Linked DNA regions of Homo sapiens: region 2 is linked to region 1. A link is a contact called in ENCODE Hi-C or POLR2A ChIA-PET data. All regions are on one chromosome and are shown on one strand. The core of a region is the stretch at or near the end of the contact, and the rest is flanking DNA. Distances in the headings are between cores, read along the strand shown.

Region 1 (5,413 bases), core at 1,365-3,864:
GCCAAGCTGGTGAAGGGACTCGGACATGTCTGCTTGCTCCACATGGACTTCCTTATGACTTGAGACTCCTGGGAGTGTGACTCTAGTAGAACTTCTTCACTCCAGCAGCAAGAGTTTCTTCCTAAAACAGCCCCTGAATCCAGTTTTAACACTTGCAGAACTAGTCTCATCATGCCTGTCCTGGAGACATCAGCATCAGCCCTCTGGCATACTCTCTCCAGGCCAACAGGTCCCAGGCCCTCAGAGCACAGGGACTCCAGTACTAGCTAAGCAGTACTCCCTTCTCAGAGGCCTCAGTATCAGCACCATGAGACCCCCTCCTGCAAGCTTTATAAACTTTGATGGTTCCAATGTCTTAACTTTGTCCCCTCAGCCCTAGAGGTGGTAGCTGCTTTCTGTAGTTTACTTACCCAGTGATGACTTGATCTTCTCTTCTTACTCTCTCAGTTTTCTAGCTAACAACTTATACCTAGTTAACACTTAATATCTGCGGCCATACAACCATGAACAAGCCTGATTTTGGAAGCTAAGCAGGGTCAGGCCTGGTTAGTATTCGAGTGGGAATTAATGCTTAACATTAAAATCTTTTAAAATAACTGGTGTGGACTGAACTCCAACTGACACAATGGTAAGGCTAATCTGTTTTGATTTTCCAGATCAAAAAACTATTCTTTAAGGGTACCCTAAATGTGGCAGATTCAAGTGTTTCACTTGAATATTAATCCTTATATGCTTTTAAAAACCATATTATTTTGGCTTTCAAGGCTATATTTATATACTTCGATATCTACTTTTAACTTTCTAGGCCCAGAACAAGAACTGCAACAATATATTCCAAAACAGAATACATTCTATTTTCTTCATGGGAGGCAATTGAAGTGTGTGTGACTATACCTTCAGATCTGTCTTGCTTAGGTCAGTATTATGTTGAGTTCATCAATGCATGTGTTGATAGCAGCAGCAAGATGGCCCAGAACTGGGTTAGAATCACTGGCTGAAAAAGTGACCTGGGCTTAAGAGTCTGTTGCCCATCTTTGAAGCCGGATATCATACTTCACTGCAAGGTATTATTTCTGACATGAAAAGACTTAGCTCATTAAATTTGGCAATTTGTATTCTTACATGAGACTATTTTAAAAGAATTTGAGAAGTGCCACAAAGCACTTTGAGGGGTTTTGGGGGAGGGAACGGTGGCATCTGGGTTTAGTCATAAAAGTAACACAAGACGTAGCTGAAGACCAGGTATCGAATCTAGCGTTGGCAGACTGGGCCAAATGGAAGGATTCTAAGGTGAGTGGCATTACCTTGCTGTAAGTTTTTATAGCAAAAATTTCTCTGTTCAGATATTTAAATACAGCTTTTCATAGCATTGGAATTGCTTTAAAGGTAATTGATTTCCTTTGACTATATCCTTTCGCCATTTGGGTATGAGCAATTCCAAGGGACAAGGAAGAAAAAAATAAGGAGGAAAAGTTTCTGTAATATAAATTCCCTGAAGAAAATGGATGTGTATGTTGAGTTGCAATAGCCAAGGGTAAGTCTCCATTGTAGGCCATACAATTGAAAATATATCTATCTCTACTTCCTGAAATGATCAGAAGGTAGACTCTGCTTACAGGCCCCAAGACTACAAACCCCTTTACAAAAAAAATGTTCAAGACTTATTGCAAGATTTTAACAAAAGTGTACATCCAGTTATGCATACACCAGAGTGATAATTCACATTTCTCCCAAGGTTTAAAGAGCACGTCCCCATCATAGACTTGTCAAATAGGCAAGTTATCATTTAACATGCAGTGGGTAGAAGGCAGCTCACTTACAGACTTAGATCCATCTGTAGAGAATAATTGGTTTAAACTTAATAGTCAATATTCAAATGTAATGCATTTGAATATTGTCACTTGCATCCATAAAACTTTTAGCAGGGTTTTTAATGAGTTGAATTTAAAAAAGGGATTGGGCCTAGAAAAGGGATCTGAGGACCAAAAGTCCCCTAGTTAATTCCTTTGATTACCTTTCCAAACTGGGGCTCTGTTGAAGAAAGTGTCTAGCTTATGTTAAGCAATGGGGTCTGTTTGAAAGCTCTAGGATGGTAAAAATTTCTTACAAAGGGAAGCAAGTGAGTGCAGCACAAGGAGGAAGTATACAATTTTCTCACTCGTTGGGTGTAGTCTCAGGTCCCTTCAGTTCAAAAAGTGCAAAATTAGTCAGGAAATACACCCAAGGGGTGTTATCACAAGGCAAGGATTACAAATGAAAGCTCAAAAACATATAAAAAGGCTCACAAGCACAGTTCCCCATCTAAAAATAGCTAGTTTGTTATCCTGGTTCTCAGGGACTGGCTGTTTCCTTCATTAGAAGATTGAAAAGAGAAGTAAGATGACACATGTAAAAACAAAGGAAGATCTAAAGTTATCTTATAGTCCTGACTCCTTTTTAAGGCCTCAGATAGAACAGAAAGCTGTAAAGGAAACTCTGCTATATGAATAAAATTAGCTTCCATTTAAGTGAAGATCTCTAACTTGGATTTTGGACTTAATGCAAATCTCCCTGAAAGAATGCAGAGACTTCCCCCTTCTGTGGGACTAGCATCAGATGACTGCAAGAGATTCTGGAGCTTGCAACATCTCTCCTGGTTTCTGAGAAGGCTCTGAGAAATTTATTCTGGAAGACTGCATGAGTCATCTTAGAATGACTATGGGCTTTGCAATAATAAAAATCAGCTGTTGCTTAGTCCTTAGTGATTCATATAAAATGTCTAGTGTTTTGAATCCTTCAATTGCCAGCATGGTGGACAATGATTAGTCTAGGCTTTATAGGGGTAAAGTTGGTTGGCACTTCTTATATATCCTTATCCTTTCTACCAGTAGGAATGTGTTGGCATCAGCAATGGTACTACTTAATGATTCCAAGGTTTTGAAGCAATATCATAATACAAGTGTCAACCATCCTCCCCTGTGACTCCCAAGCCTACCTTCTTACCCTAATTATACAGAGCAGGCAGGAAAAGTGCTTTGCCAGTCTCAAAATGCTGGTAAAAGGAATAACTTGAGTTAAGGACTTAGTGGTAGCCCCATTCAACAGATGGTAGGGAATTTATTTTTAACATTAAGGGGAATGGGACAAACACCTAGTATACCAACCACTAAGAACACTTATTCCGAAAGGCCTATGAAACAGAATGTGTCTCTCTTTTTTTTTTTTTCTTGAGATAGAGTTTCACTCTTGTTGCCCAGGCTGGAGTGCAGTGGCGCAATCTCGGCTTACTGCAACCTCTGCCTCCCAGGTTCAAGCCATTCTCCTTCCTCAGCCTCCCGAGTAGCTGGGATTACAGCCACCCACCACCATGCCTGGCTAAGTTTTTGTATTTTTAGTAGAGACAGGGTTTCACCATGTTGGCCAGGCTGGTCTCGAGCTCCTGACCTCCCTCAGGTCCTGCCTCGGCCTCCCAGAGTGCTGGGATTATAGGTGTGAGCCACCGCATCCGGCTGAATGTGTCTCTATTTTATGAATAATGAAATGGACACAGCAACAGAAAATCAATCCGCCATAAGCCATTGGGCTCAAAGTGAGCATAGTCTGTGTTTTCTCTTCTCTTATATATACTGTCTCTCTTGTCTTTTCTTGAATCCCACTGATTTTAACCTGGATTTTATAAGCTACTTTCAAAAAGTCATCATCCCACTGACATTAACACACCATTAATTTTTAGCAAGAAGCCACATATAATAGACACAGGGAAAGGAATTAAGGAGACTCAAGAAGAAAGCAACATAAACATATTTGTTTAGAATGTCCAGTACTTTGTACTGGACAGAGAATGTGCTTCCTTGTTTCTTTGAACTTTCTGCCTGCCTCAGCTAAAGTGCGGAATTAGGACAACATGTGAAATATTAACCTCTAAGACAGACCTCGGGGTCCAAGAGGGCAGCAAACAGCCTTCACTGCTATCTTCAAAGTAGCTCTTTAAGAATAGGGGTCATTACCAGCGATGCTGTAGCAAAGTTAGACTGTTTCTGATACTTTATGCAAATCCTTCCTTTAACTGCTTTTTTGGATTCTTATGCTTTTAGGAAGGCTCTTCTGCTCTGCAAAGACCAAACTGAGCAGACAGTAAGATTTTTACAGCCTGTTTCACTGAGGAATGAGACTATGCTAATGCATACTGAAAAGGAGTCCTTAGAAGATTTTCTTGTAAATGCTGACACTACTGTAGGGGCCTCACTAACAAAACAAGCCCGAGTCAATGAGCTATCCACAAGTTATGCATTTACAGCGAGGAGGTATCATTGCCTTTAATCTTTGAAAATGATATGGCAGGACTTAGAGGACTTAGTAAATCTTGAACCAAGATGCTTTCCCTGTTTTTGGAACCAAGTCAGACCAGAGTTAAGATTCTATCAAACAGTTAACTTTGGGTAGAGGTGGGATAGCATAGCAGCTAATAGCTCAGGCTTGTGAGTCCCACCCACCCAGGATTCATCATTTCCTGGCTCTGTGGCTTGAGACAATTTATCTAATGTTCATTTCTTCATTGGTAAAATGAGAATATAGTTTGCTGAGCTATTAGAAAAAAAATCAGTAAGAACTTACATAGCGACAGCTGCACCTGGCTTAGAAAGTGCTTAACAAATGGTAGCTGTATTAGTCTGTTCTCACACTGCTGTTAAAGACATACCTGAGACTGGGTTATTTATTTATTTATTTATTTATTTATTTATTTATTTTTGAGACGGAGTCTTGCTCTGTCGCCCAGGCTGGAGTGCAGTGGTGCGATCTCGGCTCACTGCAAGCTCCGCCTGCCGGGTTCACGCCATTCCCCTGCCTCAGCCTCCCAAGTAGCTGGGACTACAGGCGCCTGCCATCATGCCTGGCTAATTTTTTGTATTTTTGAGACTCGGTAATTTATAAAGAAAAAGAGGTTTAACGGACTCACAGTTCCACGTAGCTGGGGAGGCCTCACAATCGTGGTGGAAGGTGAAAGGCACGTCTTACATGGTGGCAGACAAGAAAGACAGCCAATCGAAAAGGGAAACCCCTTTTAAAACCATCAGACCTCATGAGACTTATTCACTACCAAGAGAACAGTATGGGGGAAACTGCCCCCATGATTCAATTACCTCCCACCAGGTCCCTCCCACAATACATGGGAATTATGGGAGCCACAGTTCAAGATAAGATTTGGGTGGAGACAAAGCCAAACCATATCAGTAGCTACTATTAAACCAAAGCTAGGTCACAGAAGCTATGTGTTGTGTAGTCTTGTGCTCTTTCCAACATTGCATTTCCACAGTAAGTGTTTAAACACTTTTAGAACAGTAAGAACCTATGCTCAAATGACTAATAAGTGGAAAGGTGGAATGGTGTAATACTTTATTTATTTATTTATTCTGAGACAGAGTTTTGCTCTTGT
Region 2 (5,797 bases), core at 2,375-4,874, 140 kb after region 1:
CAAGCGATTCTCCTGCCTCAGCCTCCTGAGTAGCTGGGATTACAAGGGCCTGCCACTATGCCCAGCTCGACCTCCTGGGTTCAAGCTATCCCCTTGCTTCAGCCTCCAATATAGCTGGGACCACAGGTGCATGACATCACGTCTGGCTAATTTTTTGAGTTTTTGTAGAGACAGGGGTCTCACTTTGTTGCCCAGGCTGGTTTCAAACTGGGCTCAAGTGATCCTCGTGTCTAGGCTTCCCAAAGTGCTGGGATTACAGGCACCGTGCCCAGCCATAAATTCTCTTTATCATTGCACACAATCGATAGTTCCCTTTTATTTGAAAGTTTCTTCTGTGTTCTTCTTCAGAAACACCAGTACATTCTAAATGTCTCCTATCTCATTGATTGCTGTACAGCTATCAATGTATAGATATATAGCTCAGATATATATATATATATACACATATACATATATATATATATATAGAGAGAGAGAGAGAGAGAGAGAGAGCTGGGCATGGTGTTCCATATATACAGATATATATTCGTATTTTTAGTAGAGACGGGGTTTCACCATGTTGGTCAGGCTGGTCTCAAACACTTGACCTCAGGTGATCCACCTGCTTCGGCCTCCCAAAGTGCTGGGATTACAGGCATGAGCCACTGTGCCCAGCCTGACTTTATTATCAATACTAACAAGCATTAAATTACATTTAAGAAAAGTCATGCCATAGGCATTTTGTTATTGCGATTCAGACCATACCCAATGTCTGGTGCATATATAGACGAACATATCCCTTGAAACTCTAAAGATTTACGCCTACAGTTCACAATTTGGAAAGCTTGCTTTAGTAAAACTGCAAAGCCCTTGGTTTTCTGAATATGCCTGGGTTATTTTGTACATGCTGTTTCCTCCAGGAGGCCCTTTCATCTTACCCATCCTTAAGGGCATAGTATAGTTTCTCCTCCACTCAATCACAGTTAGACTTCACATTTTCCTTTGTGTTCCAATAACCATTTATTCTTTCTTTTTTTTTTTATTTTGAGACGGAGTCTCACTCTGTCACCCAGGCTGGAGTGCAGTGGCGTGATCTCGGCTCACTGCAAGCTCCACTTCCCGGGTTCACGCCATTCTCCTGCCTCAGCCTCCCGAGTAGCTGGGACTACAGGCGCCCACCACCACGCCTGGCTAATTTAACCATTTATTCTTGCACTTTGAAATACTCGTACTCCATTTATGTAATAATTGAATATACAACTTAAACCTTTGCACCCTTAAACACTAAATATATGTCATGTGCAAATACATATGTGTATACATATGTTTTCTCTTCTATCGTCTAAGGTTATTTCAGAATGAAACTATGTCGTGTTCATTTTTGTTTTCCAAGAGCGGATAGTTCAGACTAAATGGAACAGAAAAATGTGAGAGATTGGATTTATTTTGTGGTGTTCCAGAGGACAGAATTTAGATTAGTGGGCAAAGTGGAGAACAAGATAGACTTGGCTTAATAAAAGGAAAGACTGAATGACGTTTTGAAATTTTAAAAATGGGATAGACTGTTATTGAAGACAATGAGTAACTGAAACTAGCCAAGTAATTTTTCTCCCTACGACTATTTAAGTTCCTAGCACTATACCAAGTATATAACATATAGTATCACATTTAGTCTTTATAATGTTCTAACAAATAGAGGCATTTTAGTCATCCCGGTTTTACTTGAAATGGTCAAGCAACTTGGCTCAGTATGCAGCTTGTAAATGACAGTGCAGGAATTAGAACTTGAGTCTGGGTAATGTTCGGCTCTAGATATTTAACCTGAATGCCTTACTGTGTAGGAGGGATTCTCACGTTGGGTAGAAAGTAAAAGTTACAAAGGTTGCAAAGGAATATAAAATACTAAAAATATGCAAATGACCTAAGTAGCTTCCTATGCTTTGAGTATAGTTGAGCAGGCCTGCTTTCAACAAAAGAGGGGAGAGATAGGCCCTTGAAAGAGAGAGAAACCAGTCTATAGTGAGGGGCTCAAGATAAAAGTCTTTTACTTCTTTTTACCTCCATTTATTCTAAGATCGAAATTATCCTTGATTCAGGATGACAACGGGTCAAAGATCATTGATAACCATATTCTGATGAGATCAACATCCAGTGGGGCTTTGGGTAGCTTCGAAGACTGCTTCAAATGTTGAGAGGACACATGAGCCCTTGGTCACTGGGCATGACTCATAGACTATGTCATTAATATCACCACGATTCTCAGCATATGCCTGAAGTACAGCAAGCACTTTATTAATCTTATCTCCTTTCTCCTGAGTTATCTTTGAGTCCATACATATTCTGAAGTAGTTTTTTATTAGAATTAACATATAAAAGAATCGTTTTTTATTTGATAATGTATTTTCTATGAATATAAGAACTAATACTGTACATTTATATGGTGAGCCACTGATCTAGTTCTTCACAAAAGGAGAATGACATATTTTTGAAAATCTTTTATTCTTGATGTATTTATTCAAGAAAATATACAATTAAGTAGCTATATGGGACTAAGATGTTGAGCAAAAAAAAAAATCCTATATGAACTTTCTCATCATATTTCAAGATGCTTGCTCTTTCAGCAAATAATCTGACTTGACATTGAAAAGCTCGGAGGACTGAGGGAGGTATTACCATCTCATTCTATTGTTTCTGTTAGTTATTTTGATAATCCACTCAGCATAAGTGAAGAAAGCTTTATTCAAGTGAACATCAACTTCACTTTCCATTGAACTGTGACCTTAAAAAACCAATCTCTTAACTTCCTTTGGGGAGACATATGACTGACTGCCTTGTCAGCAAGCTCCTTTTCCTGAATCTAAGTTATTTCCTTTCCTACAGAGAAAAATTGCTGTTATCACTTCCAACTGTTTTAGTAATGGCCCTTTTCATGTACAGTAAATGCTTTTTTTTAAGTGCATGTCTCTTCCTTTTTGCTTATTAGCTCAAAATTTGTTTATCCTAAAGAAAAATGTAAGGATATAAGCACATTTCATGTTCTTTGGAAAAATCAGCATTTACACAGATTTCCGACACAAAAGACAGCTAAGAGTTCTCCAAAAAGTCTATTTTAAAACATACATTTCAAATATCTAAACACAAGAGAAGCATGGTCTAGTTAAATCCAGCATCACCCAAATACTTCCCAATTTCTTTATCTTATGAGTTTTTTTTTTTTCAGTTTTTATTCTATGTGGCTTTTCTCTAACACTTCACACTGGAACTGCTTCAGTCGGGCTGGACATTTCCTCTTTCCTTGGCTTTTGAGACACTGGTCCATCCTGATTTTTTTCTCTTGATATCTTTATCTCCAGCTTCTTCACTACCTCCTCTCCATCCTTTTTCAGTTCTTTAAGTGCTCTGTCCCAAGCTCCCTGCTCCCTTTACATACTCTAACTGGACATTCTCTCGTGCACTCACCTAGCTTCAAGCCTCCTCTATTCACTGATTGTTCCCTCATTTAGCCAGTCTGCTTTGAACTCCAGGCCCAAATGACTCCTGGGAAGCTCCTCCTAGATGTTCTTCATCACCTTAAAGTATTGCATCTCCAAATGAACTCATTCTCTTCTTCTCAGCCAGTTCTTCCTGTGTTTCCTATCTCAGCAAGAATATCTGCATATCTTACACGTCCAGACACCAAAGCTTAAAATCCCTTAGTCATTCTCAATTTAATTCTACTATTAAAGATTTCTCATCTCTGTTCCTTCTCTTCCTTCCTCATTGTTATATACTGAGTTCATGCACTCACCAGCTCTCCAGATCATGTCGTCTCCCAACTCCCTAGTTGCTCATCTATTTCATATTGATATTGAGACTTACTGTTAAAATGGTATTCCATGCATCATTATTTCACTTTAAAACCTTTAACAATTCTCCATTTTATATACAGAAAAATTCCAAACTCCTTAACCGGTTTGGAATTTCCCATTTTCAATTGGAATTTTCACTCCTTACCAGTTAAGGAGCTTGGAATTTGAATCAATTGATTTGGTGAGGCCCAGCCCTCACTATATTCTCACCACCCCGCTGACAGAGGCATAGGCATTAACTGCCTCACAATCTTTGTATCTTTTTGTCTTTGCTCATGCCATTATTATCTCTACTTGATATTATTTCCTCTATTTTTTTTTCCTGCCCGATGATCGATGCCATTCATTTTTTAAGAGCCCTTTCAAATGCCATCTCTTCTTTAAGTCTACCTTGCCTTCTCCAGCTTTGTATGTTCTCCCTCTGCCCTGACTGCCCTCAGCCCCTACCTTCACACTGGCATCCACAGTCCTGGATTTTAAATACTATACAGTAGGAAATGGCATTTAGAGAGCAGGGAATACATTTTCTTCTTCTCTGAATTATAAGAGTCTATCATTTTGTTCAACTTGTGGTAGGCATTTAGTTCTTATTTGCTAAATATGTTGAATTAATGGATGATGATGAAAAAATCTTAACAGCGGCCCAACTGAGGCCAAATACCTATTCTAAATATCCGTATGTTATCTGTATTTTTTTTTTTTTCTTCCAAGGAACTTTGTTTACCTTCCACATGTAAGAAGCTCTTAGTGGGACTTCTGAGGTTGGTAATTAGGACCAAGGCTGAGGACAGGAAAGTATTTAATATCTGAACTGACAGTCACCAGAGTCAGAGCCAAAGCTTCTTAAGAGGTGATGGATGCAGCAAACTGCTGCCAGCCTCCGTCTTCTATATAATAAGACTGGGAACAAGACAGAGAGGAGCAGATCCAAGGGTCATTAGAATGCGGTGCGTTTGAGATAAGAGGAAATTCCCTGCCTTCCCCAAGGGAGGGAAGGGAAATTAGAGTACCTGGTCTTTCTTCCTAAAACCTCCTGAGAGGCTCTAAGAGACTCATTTACAAAGGCTGTCATATAATTTAGTTACCTAATTGGACATCTGCTGAGGAAAAGGACTTGTGGATTTACCTCTTCATCATAGGAGCAGGGGAGAACAGTCTTGGAGAGAGAAGAGATGTAGGGGTAGTGTGGATTCACCCAGTTTCAGAGCCAAGACAGGTGATGCCTGAGGTTCAAGTGGATGCTACTTTGAATGTAGCTGGGCTTGTTCAACCTCCTTTCCAAGACAGATTCCCGGCAACACGAGGCCATGCACTATATGGCCAGCAGTGAGAGCTCAGGGGCTTGAAAAAGTTGGCTTAAAATCACTGAAGCTCCAAAAACTCATACCTTTATTCCCCAGAGCTAGAATTTGAAGGCCTGCCTTGCAGATGATATCAACAGCTAGGCTGTGCTGGCCAGAAAAACAGCAGGAACCAAGAGGGAAAGGTTATGATAGCAGCCTGCTAGCATTACACTCTTTCCTTTCCCTGTTCTACCTCTCAGCTCGATACCATGAAGAGGAATACAACAAGGGGAATGCAAGGTGATGGTGTACCTGAGGCAGACTCCTAATTAGAGAGGGTGCCCGTTCCTACTTGCACTGGGTAAAGTGGAAGAGGAAAGAAGGGGAGAATAAACTAATGTTTGATGTTTTAAATTGGACTAAGCCTTAATATCAGAAAGCAACTGGAAACTATGGAGCTACCTTAGATGCCAGAGGAGAATGAAGTGTTGGTATAAAATAATTGGAAAAGAATGATTTAGAAATACAAAGCCTTCTTATTTCTGATTAAGTTAATACTGCTTAATAAATGAGATGTTTATGTAAAATTATTGAAATTCATTGAACGTCTGCAAAGAAAGAACAATTTCAACCCCAGACTACTATCAATGCAAACCTTCCATTACTGATTTATTGCTGGATCCGACA

Evidence for each region. A loop is a pair of places that touch in the nucleus more often than their neighbours do. ChIA-PET counts read pairs that join two places held with the same protein, here RNA polymerase II (POLR2A). Pooled maps may share reads with other maps.
Region 2: a loop to region 1 is called in a map of IMR-90, with 3 times the contacts of the local background. The contact joins two enhancer-like sites. A Hi-C loop is called at or near these places in 19 of 168 maps with a recorded cell type or tissue (DLD1, GM12878, HAP-1 and 12 more) and 7 of 50 pooled maps. POLR2A ChIA-PET finds 5 or more read pairs at or near these places in 8 of 52 experiments (AG04450, BJ, Caco-2 and 5 more).

What each region holds. Positions count from the first base shown.
Region 1 is chr5:39,397,042-39,402,454 of GRCh38, forward strand. The region is part of intron 1 of DAB2 (DAB adaptor protein 2); the gene reads right to left. Among named protein-coding and RNA genes, the nearest start is that of DAB2, 25 kb to the right of the region's middle. Within about 2 kb of position 2,615, at least 11 of the 41 ENCODE cell types and tissues checked have a DNase peak (open chromatin) inside an H3K27ac peak, as active enhancers do; they include endothelial cell of umbilical vein, where a contact is called at or near this core.
Region 2 is chr5:39,539,932-39,545,728 of GRCh38, forward strand. No RefSeq gene overlaps it. Among named protein-coding and RNA genes, the nearest start is that of LINC02104, 22 kb to the left of the region's middle. Within about 2 kb of position 3,625, at least 2 of the 41 ENCODE cell types and tissues checked have a DNase peak (open chromatin) inside an H3K27ac peak, as active enhancers do; they include endothelial cell of umbilical vein, where a contact is called at or near this core.